Regions from separate parts of the Homo sapiens genome. Here region 2 is linked to region 1. The links are chromatin loops, found by intact Hi-C in ENCODE. Cell type or tissue: PC-3. All regions are shown on one strand. Links, peaks and the distances in the headings refer to the core of each region. The heading gives the core; the rest is flanking DNA. Region 1 has its middle 11 kb from the start of FIRRE. Region 2 overlaps STK26 (serine/threonine kinase 26).

Region 1 (5,385 bases), core at 288-5,287:
CTTTATCTTTTAGAATTCTATTATAATATGTCTGTTGGCCTTTTGGCTATACCACTTTGTGTTATTTTTTAGTGGTTATTCTTGCGATTGCAATATGCATCCTTAACTTTTTATAATCTTCTCAGAGTTGATATTTTACCGCCTCATACAGAATGTAAAATCCTTATAACAATATACATACTTTTACTATTCCTCGGTGTCCTTTATACTATTATTGTCATATGTAATTTATGTACATACATTATAAACACAGCAAAATGATGTTAGAACTTTTGCTTTAAGCATTCAAGTATATTTTAAAGGAACTAAGTGAAAATTTTTTTTGTACATTCTCAGACACTGAACATTTCTGATGTTCTTTACTCTGGAACATGTTCTGGCTCTGGAAGATCTGTATTTTCCCCTGATGTAGTTTTCTTCAACCTGAAGAATGTCCTATAGCATTTATTTTATTGCATGCCTACCAGTGACAAAGAATCTTAGTTGTCTTTTGTCTGAAAACATCTATTTCACCTTCATCTGTGAAGATATTTTCAAGGATGGAGAACTCTGGGTTGATTTTTTTTTTCCCATCAGCACTTTCAAGAGGACGTGACACTGTCTTGTAGCCTCCATAGTCACTGATGAGAAAGCCATAGCTTTTAAAATAAAACATGTGATATATGACAGCTGCAGCGCTTCAGTTCTGTGGGGGAAATGACTGAGTTTTCAATGAGTGGTCTTGGGATTACTGGGCATCCGTGCGTGCAAATGAAACTTTACTTCTCCCTCACAGTGTACACAAAACTCAATTCCATAGTCTCTTTTCAGGTACTCATGGTGAGGAAATTCATTATAAACCTGCACTTGTGCTATGGAAAGCCCAGGAGAGGAGGGAGGGCTTTGATGGATTTGAGAGGTGAGAATGAATGTCTAGCCAGGGGTTGGCAAGCTAACTCACAGAACAGATGTGGCCAGTGACTTGTATTTGTAAGGCCTGAAAGCTAAGAGTGATTTTTACATTTTTAAAGCTTTGCTTGAAAAAATGGAGGCTATGTGACCGAGGCCACCTGTGGCTTGCATAGCTTAAATCATTCACCATCAGGCCTTTTACAGAAAGAGTCTGCTATTCTCTGCATCTAGGACCAAAGATACCTTGACCCATAGTTTCTCCTATGTAGGGACAGGACATGTTCTAGAAACCCCACTGTGGTCTAATGTGCACGTCCTCTTCATGAGGATGGCTTCACTGACATAAACATAAGCCGGACCAGATTAGCATTTCATGTCAGGCCAGGCCCCAGAAGCAGAGTAGAATGAGATCCAGACACAAGTTCTAACCGTATCTGCGACATGGCCTTACAGGAAACCAGTGGAAATCATTCCTCAGTGAAAGGCAGAGGCCTAGGAAATGGGGTTGGAGCCGGGGTGCGTGGGTGGGCATGAAGGTTCACCCTTTCTGGAGGACCTCCCAGACCACAGAATCAAGGGGGCACCTCCTGGACATCTTCTCACTACTGTGTATCTTCCAGTCTTGATTTCTTAAAAGACAGTAAGGTGAGGGGATAAAGGATCAGGTGTGTGTGTCTAATAGTTGGTGACACTTAAAGATGGCATCAGGACTAGTGACAGGATGAAACCAAAGGTGTGTGCTTTGGCGATCATATGGACATTGAAAAAGAGTGATCTATAGGTGAAAGGGGTCTTGGTAGCAGTCAGGGATCAAGTGAAGATGGGGTTAGTGAAGGTCAGGTGTGTCCACAATGCAGGATTTTTGCAATTATTCTGAGTGTTAGGATCATAGTTAGGGACGGGATGGATTGGGAATTTTGTGAGGGTTGAAGATGTCTGTTTTTCATTTCCTTGATAATAGGAAGCACCGATTTTACATAGGGTAAGGGATTAGGTTGGAATCAGGGATAGAGGTCAAGTTAGGGGTGGAAGGAGAGGTGGAAGCAAGTGTGAGGATAAGGGTTGTGCCGAGAAGGAATACATATTGCTTCAGATAAGCAGTGCATAGTAGGATGGATTGGGGTCAGGAACAAAGTGGGGGGCTGCTATTCTGACATATAGAGAGATTACACATGGCATCTCTGAGTCAAAAGGCGGGAGGAACCTGTAGGCCAGTGGTGGTGACTGTGAACCCTCTGGAAGTGTCTTTGCTGTTTGTGGCCCCTGAATGTGTCAGTCGGCTGTGTGTGCCCTGAATGCCTCCCTGCCAGAGCAGGAGCGCAGTGAAGCCTTTATGATCAGGAAGGGTCAGGGCCGGCCATTTGGGTCCCGGGCAAGGGAGGAGCTGGGCCGGCTGCGGACCCCTCGGCAGCCACGTTCCGAAGGGACAGCTGAACCCACAGGGTGGAGTAGGAGGTGGCAGCTATGGAGAGGGGAGCAGGTAGGGTCCCCGGGCCTTACTCCAGAGGGCGAGAAGGAAAGCATGAAGGGCTCGGTCTGGCCTAGGAGGGAGCCCAGGCTGCCTGGCAGAAGAGACTCCGGGGGCTCCAGTCCAGGCCCTGATGGCCGAGAAAACGTGAGGGGCCCAACAGGGCTCTCTCAGGGAAGGGGCCGCCCCTGTCCTCTCCATGCCAAGACGGCCTAAACTCCACCAAGAATTTCCCGTGGTTGCAGTTCCCCCAGCCGGAGCCACCCGCAACTGGAGCAGGCCTCTCTGGCCACCCTTTCCCCACCTTCCAGCTGTGGCCCTTACATTGTGTGTGTCCCAAAACCCACTGCGGATATCATGGCAGCTGTGGGAAAATGCAGCAGAATTGCTGATACAGAGGATTCTAGGAGTTTTGCTTTCTCAGAACCTCCCCACCCCTCGCCTCGCCAAGCCCCGGGTTAGGAGCCCCTGCTCCCCACATGTTTCTGCGTTGTGTGTCATACATCCTATTGGCCACTAGATGGCGAAAGAGACCTTGGCAGGACGTCTCACCTCTTCAGGGATGAGGGCAACGTTTTCACAGGTCCAGTTTTTCCTGTTCCAATGGGTGAAATTAGAGCTCAGGACCAACCAGCGCCCCCATACTTCTCACACACATATTTGAGGGAATGAAGGCTAAAAACCACGTTCTGCTGCCGCCTGGGATACTCCTCCCCTTACCGCCCTCTCCCCTCTCAGATCCCACAGTGTGAATGTTCATCTCCACAAACAACGTGGGTAGGATAGGCGCTGGGGATGGCGCTGTCTTTGGCTGTTCCCGTGTTCCTTGTGCCTGCTGCCTCCCTCGGCTCAGCACAATTGACGCCAACAACTAACAATACTGTAGGCTTGTCTGAGGACTGGGGTCCCGTCTTAGTGGCTGTGTGACTTTGAGCTAGTTAATTAACCTCTCTGTGCTCGGGTTTTCTCGCGTATGCAATGAAGATTGTAATCGTGTACCTATGTCATAAAGTTACTGTGAGGCTGAAATAAATGAACATTTCTAAAACACTTATGAAAATGTTTGGCACATAACTGCACATCCAATATGTGCTAGCTATTCTAATTGCCATCTTGCCCTGCAGAGTAAGGCCTCAGTCATTATTTGTTTTTCTTGGCATTTCCTATCTTGAGCTCCTAGGTTTCGACTATGGACTCTGTCTCTGGCGTCACCAACTATGTCTGGCAGTTGGGAACTGCTTTTTAAAAACTAATTAATTTTGGCCGGGAGCGGTGGCTCACGCCTGTAATCCTAGCACTTTGGGAGGCCGAGACGGGCGGATCACGAGGTCAGGAGATCGAGACCATCTTGGCTAACACGGTGAAACCCCGTTTCTACTAAAAATACAAAAAATTAGCCGGGCGTGTTGGCGGGCGCCTGTAGTCCCAGCTACTCGGGAGGCTGAGGCAGGAGAATGGCGTGAACCCAGGAGGTGGAGCTTGCCGTGAGCCGAGATCGCGCCACTGCACTTCAACCTGGGAGACACAGCGAGACTCCATCTCAAAAAAAAAATAATAATAATAATTAATTTTTTCAATTTAAGGATAAAACACTGTATGTATTTATTAGGTACAGCATGTTGTTTTGAAAACGCATACATTGTGAAATGCTTAAATAGAACTAATTAATATATACATTATCTCACATGATTTTTAAAAATGAGAATACTTAAAATCTACTCTCAACGATTTTAAAGAATGTAATACATTGTTACTAACTATAATTACCATGTTGTACAATAGATCTCTTGAACTTATTTTCTCCTGTTTAATTGAAAGTTTGCATCCTTTGACTAGCATCTCCCCAACTCCCCCACCCTCACCCATAGTAACCACCTTTCTACTCTGTGCTTCTATGAATACAACTTTTTTCGACTGCACGTTTGAGTGAGATCATGTGGTATTTGTCTGTCTGCGTCTGGCTCATTTAACTTAGTATAATTGTCCAGGTTCATCCATGTTGTCACAAATGACAGGATTTCCTTCTTTTTAAAGGTGGAATTCCATTGTGTGTGTATGCCATATTTTCTTTACACATTTAGCCTTTGATGGAAACTTAAGTTGATTCCATATCTTGGCTATTGTGAATAATGGTGCTATGTACATGGGAGTGCAGATACCTTTTCGACATACTGATTTCATTTCCTTTGATATATACCTAGAAGCATGATTGTTGAATTATATGGTAATTCTAATTTTAGCTTTTTGAGAAACAGCCATATAATTTTCTGTAATGGATGTACTAATTTACATTCCCACAAACAGTGTGCAACGGTTCCTTTTTCTCCATCTCTTCAGCAACACTTATGACTTTTTGATAATAGCTATACTAACAAGTGTGAGGTGATGTCTCATTATGGTTTTAATTTGTATTTCCCTGATGATTAATTATGTTGAGCATCTTTTCATATACTTGTTGACCATTTGTACATCTTTTAAGGAATGTTTCCAGGCACGGTGGCTGACGCCTATAATCCTAGCACTTTGGGAAGCTGAGGCAGACGTATTGCCTGAGCTCAGGAGTTCAAGACTAGCCTGGGCAACATGGTGAAAACCCGTCTCTACTAAAATACAGAAAATTAGTTGGGCATGGCAGTGTGCGCCTGTAGTCCCAGCTACTCGGGAGGCTGAGGCAGGAGAATTGCTTGAACCTGGGAGGCAGAAGTTGCAGTGATCCAAGATCGCGCCATTGCACTCCAGCCTGGGTGACAAGAGTGAAACTCCGTCTCCAAAAAAAAAAAAAAAAAAAAATCCATTCACATCCTTTCATCCTTTATTCATTTTTTAAGTTGAGCTATTTGTTTTCTTGCTATTGAGTTCAGTTCCTTATATACTTTTGATATTAATCTTTTATGAGATTTATGGTTTGGAAATATTTTCTCTCATTCCATAGGTGTCTCTTCACTCTGTTGATTGTTTCCTTTGCTGTGCAGAAGCTTTTTAGTTTGATGTAATCTCATTTGTTTATTTTTGCTTTTGTTGCCTGT
Region 2 (5,385 bases), core at 118-5,117, 230 kb after region 1:
AACTTGCTGATTTTGGAGTTGCTGGTCAGCTGACAGATACACAGATTAAAAGAAATACCTTTGTGGGAACTCCATTTTGGATGGCTCCTGAAGTTATTCAACAGTCAGCTTATGACTCAAAAGTAAAGTATTACCTGTACAAACTGTTTTGGGCTTGTTAATAAATTATATATGGCACACTATCCTAGTTAATACACTGCCTTATTTTTCCTTGTTTCACAAGTGTTTCTTAAGCTAGAGTTATGTCATATTTTGCTGCTTAATCATAAATTCCCTCACAGCTAACTAATATTTGGACCCTATTCACTTCAATGGCTTTTCATCCCACGTGGAATAAAATCCTAAGTCCTTTCTGTGACATATAAAGCTCTACACAATCTGGCCATTATCTGCCTTTCCAGTCTTATCTCCTACCACTCTCTTCTAGATTATTCATCCACAGTGGCCTCATGGTTGTTCCTCAAACATAGCAAGTACACCCTGGCCTCAGGACCTTTGCATGCCCTTCCCTCTGTCTGAAAAAACCTTCTTCCCACAATCAGGTCTTTGCTTAAATATCACCTACGCAGGGAAGTCTTCCCTGGCCATCTTATGTAAATTTGCAACACCCTTCCCCCCATGATTCATTATTCTCTTACTATGCTTTGTTATTTTCTTCACAGAAGTTAGCACCGTCTGGCACCATATTATTTATTTATTTATTGTCTTTCTTATTAGAATGTAAACCCCTTAAGAGCAGGGATTTTTGTCTGGCTTATACACTACTGAAATCCTCCATTCCGAGAAGGGTACCTGGCACAAAGTATGGAATTCATTATGTTTTACATAAATGAATTCTACTAATAAAAATTTATTAACACCACATTTTCTTGAGAGACAAGTACTGTATAGCCATTAGGTTCCACAGACTATTTTGTGGTAGTATATTGGAATGGAGTTTCAAGGTGATATACATACATACACATATATATATATATATATATATATATATATATATATATATATTATTTTCTTTTTCCTTTTACGTTAGGCTGACATTTGGTCATTGGGAATTACTGCTATTGAACTAGCCAAGGGAGAGCCACCTAACTCCGATATGCATCCAATGAGAGTTCTGTTTCTTATTCCCAAAAACAATCCTCCAACTCTTGTTGGAGACTTTACTAAGTCTTTTAAGGAGTTTATTGATGCTTGCCTGAACAAAGATCCATCATTTGTGAGTATATATTGCTATTATTACTATTTGTTTTCTATTATTAGATCTACTTATAGCAAAGGCAGCTTTTCCTGCAGTAGGGAATACAGTGTATGTGAGAATTGTCTAAGATCCATCCAGGAACCTGGTTCGTCCTTCTGTATTGCTATTTCTATTGAGTTCTTAACCAGATTCTTCATTCTTTTTCTCCTTACCCTTCGTTTTTTTCTTGATCCTCAGCTTCCTCCTTATTCTATTCATTATTTCCTCTTTCAGGGGGAAATAAATTTGAGAAATAAAGTTAACTTTATATTATGTCATTATTAAAGTGTATGTATAAATACAATGATTTTTGTTCAACTGTTTTCATTTTTCATGAAAAGTTATATTTGGGTTTAACTATTTTTTTTTTTTGAGATGGAGCCTTGCTCTGTTGCCCAGGTTGGAGTGCAGTGGCATGATTTTGGCTCACTGCAACCTCCAGGTTCAAGCGATTCTCCTGCCTCAGCCTCCCAAGTAGCTGGGATTACAGGCACCCGCCACCATGCCTGGCTAATTTTTGTATTTTTAGTAGAGATGGGGTTTCACCATGTTGGCAAGGCTTGTCTCGAACTCCTGACCTCTAGTGATCTGCCCTCCTCAGCCTCCCAAAGTGCTGGGATTACAGGCATGAGCCACTGTGCCTGGCCAGGTTTAACTATTTTTATTTGGTGTTTAGAAACTTCAATGTGAAGTTGTATACTTTTCCTAGGCTAGTGAGCTCCATTCATTTACTTGGTGGATTCTATTACAGTTGTTTTACTGTTGTTGAAATAAAGCTGCCTTGTGACTTTTTGAGACGAGAAATACACAAGAGCAGTCCAAACTTGATATAACTATTTTTAAGTTGATGATAAACATTCTCATGTTAATAAAATGAAGGCGGAACATCCTCCACAGCACCTGGTGTTTGCATTTAGATGCAATAGACATTGATTTGTGATGGAGAAGGGATTATATGTGTAGATAATAACAAAATTACAGCCTTGCAAGTTTTCATCAGGTTTTTTCAAATTTACAGTAAATGTGATTAAAGTATTTTAGAACACTACTTTGAAATGTTTTTAAATGTTTACTTTCTAAATACTGTCATGTGTCTCTCTGCTTTTGAGAAGGCCCTGCCTGCCAGTTTGCTGGTGGGTAAGCCACCTGCTGCCCGTTGGGCTTTAACAAATTGGGACACCAAAGTAGTAGATTCAATGTGGTTGCCTTGAGCCACTTCAATAATAGAATTAGCTATTTTCCTACAGCATTTTAGTTGTTCTTATGTCTACAGACATACCTTTATACCTTTCAGCTTAATAATTCAAATGATTTTTTTTACCATTCCTTGTAATCATAAGAGTTCAACAATTGTCATATGCAGCCTTGATCTTTTTATCCTTAGCGTCCTACAGCAAAAGAACTTCTGAAACACAAATTCATTGTAAAAAATTCAAAGAAGACTTCTTATCTGACTGAACTGATAGATCGTTTTAAGAGATGGAAGGCAGAAGGACACAGTGATGATGAATCTGATTCCGAGGGCTCTGATTCGTATGTACAAATTATTTAATTTTTATGTAGGCAGCCTATTTAAATATTGTATATCTTTTAGCTATGCTCCAGTGTGCTTGTTCTAGCATAAAATATAAACCATATTTTGAAATTTCACCTTAGAAACTGTAAAAATCTTTTTCAATCACAGTCTGTGGAATACAATGGAGTTGGAAACATGTTTTTCTTGGAAGTGAATAGCTCTAGTTTTAAATGGTCTTGGTCTAACCCCTAGTGGATACTTGAGTATATTACAAAATTTTGGAACAGGATTCAATTAAAGGTGTTATATTAGTTTGCTCAAAGTAATAAGGAGCTGTGTTTTCTCATACTTTGATGGCAACCTGCAAAATCCCTCTAAAGAACTGACCTCCAGGCTTTTCCCACCTCTTGGCCATGTACCAAACCAAGATCAGACTGATACATTTAAATATTCATTTATGCATGATTTTTATTTCTTGAAAAAGTTGTAGGGTTTTATAACAGCAGCGTTTACATTAAAAATTCAGCCTCTAAGTCTGTCAATTAATTTAGACTAGGAAAGTCTGTATGCTATGCCAGAATTTAGTCCTCCACCAGCTGAACTGGCACAAAGGCAACACCAAATTTCTTTAGATACTACTCTGAGATTCTTCCATTTATGAGAAATTGTCCAATGTTGGAAAGGGATAAAAAATATCAGAATAATTTGTGCCCTATTCTAATGGGTGTTAGCCTTAGCTTCCCATAAGAGTCACTCATGGAACCTTAAAGCAATCACAAGCCACACCACTGGAGATCCTGATTCAATAGGTGGGGAGTAGTGAGGGACAGGTATTTATCTATGGTAGGAGGTCTCAATGAAGCACACACAGAGTTGAGAACCACTCCACTACTACTCTGTAGTAAAATGTAGTATTCGCCTGAAGCTGAGATCAGATGCTTTTTTGCATCATGAGTTTTTAAACATTGGGACAATTATCCCTTTAGATTCTACCTGCATTGATTTGGTATTTTTGCCAAGCTGAATCATTTGGGCACTTATAGAGGTATCTTTGGCAATCTCTTTAGGGAATCTACCAGCAGGGAAAACAATACTCATCCTGAATGGAGCTTTACCACCGTACGAAAGAAGCCTGATCCAAAGAAAGTACAGAATGGGGCAGTATGTATATGGAGACAATTACTTACTCTTCATACAGTTTTTCAAACCATGTAGTGAGATGATAATGGCCTAAAATTGTTAGGATTGAATACCCCTAAATGCCTGTCTGCCTCACTGTGTTTGTAGTATGCTTCATTTGTCATTAGTTTTGAGCTAATTAAGAAAAGTTAATAGAAGTTATTTAAGTGGCCATATTGGTATTTTTTAAGTGCATTTCACCTGGAGATACATAAGCCCAGGGAATCATAGGTATCTATTGTAATCCCAGAAGTTAGAGGACTTCTGGATGATGAATGAGAATGAATGATAGGAAGAAAGCTTAGAGACTTGCCTTGCATACAATCTTTTGTTTTCAGTAGGGGATTCAAATTAGTTCGTATTTGTTAAAGAATAAGAAAATCATGACACTTATTTTAATTTCATGTGTATAATCTATATTATTTGTTCAAAGGAGCAAGATCTTGTGCAAACCCTGAGTTGTTTGTCTATGATAATCACACCTGCATTTGCTGAAGTAAGTACAGATTAATTAGCCTTGGATATCTGTGTTAAGTAGTATAATATTTTAAATGTTTTAACTATTATTCTTTCTCAGCTTAAACAGCAGGACGAGAATAACGCTAGCAGGAATCAGGCGATTGAAGAACTCGAGAAAAGTATTGCTGTGGCTGAAGCCGCCTGTCCCGGCATCACAGATAAAATGGTGAAGAAACTAATTGAAAAATTTCAAAAGTAAGTTGGAAATGTCATTTTAAAAATTATTTTGCATTTTCTGTTGTATGTTAATTTATGATGCAATGTAATTCCTTTGATTCAACCATTCCAATTATTCCTAACAAAGTCACCTTTCAATACATAGTTGTATACTTAAAAATAGTTTTTGTCTGTTGTCTATCTTAAACATTAGCTTTTAGAATGATTATCTTTAGGCATGACAAGGTAGTTTTCCACTGCATGAAATGACCTGTTTTTCTTTCTCCACTAGTAGGATTATAGACAAAAGGTCACTGAGCATATTCTCATTTGAGCTCTTATTAATATAATTGTGGAATGCTTTCTTTCTTGCCACTACCCTCAGAATTTAACAAAACACCACTAGTTGCATAGTTTCCAGTGCTAAAGTTCCTACGTTTGATCTCCATATGAAAAGTTAAGGAAAAGGTAGAGGGACTCAATCCAGACCAAAAAAGGGCTCTTATGTTCAACTTCAGTTTCTATGTTGTCTCTTGAAATATTCATTTGATTTTGTTCGCATTCAAAAAAGTTCTTACATTTAATTTTTTAAAAAATTTTCAACAAGACTTTTGTATGCATGCACACATATACACTCCTTAGCTCAAGCAAGCTATAAGGTGATACTGATTTTAGCCTTGACCCTGCTATATCTCTTCTCAGTGCATCTTTATATTTCTTTGTGTTTGTGATGCCACTGGGATCGAGATGGAACAAACTCTGTGACCTGTGAAATCAC

The links. A loop is a pair of places that touch in the nucleus more often than their neighbours do. Peaks named below come from ENCODE experiments on the same cell type or tissue, not always from the same donor. Only the 100,000 strongest peaks of a DNase experiment are listed, where the experiment ranks them.
Region 2: a loop joins it to region 1, with 14 times the contacts of the local background. A loop is called at or near these places in 53 of 110 quality-filtered maps.

Annotation. Positions count from the first base shown.
Region 1 is chrX:131,838,680-131,844,064 of GRCh38, forward strand. No RefSeq gene overlaps it. Among named protein-coding and RNA genes, the nearest start is that of FIRRE, 11 kb to the left of the region's middle. In PC-3, for the core only: CTCF peaks have their summits at 2,884 (motif pointing right) and 3,087; a DNase peak (open chromatin) is centred at 2,912; H3K4me3 peaks cover 811 bases; H3K27ac peaks cover 393 bases.
Region 2 is chrX:132,068,448-132,073,832 of GRCh38, forward strand. STK26 (serine/threonine kinase 26) reads left to right here. Exons shown (of 12, transcript NM_016542.4): 6 at 1-122; 7 at 1,031-1,216; 8 at 2,622-2,770; 9 at 3,821-3,914; 10 at 4,366-4,428; 11 at 4,510-4,646. Among named protein-coding and RNA genes, the nearest start is that of STK26, 48 kb to the left of the region's middle. In PC-3, for the core only: a CTCF peak has its summit at 2,992 (motif pointing left); no DNase peak of the experiment used is centred there; H3K27ac peaks cover 460 bases.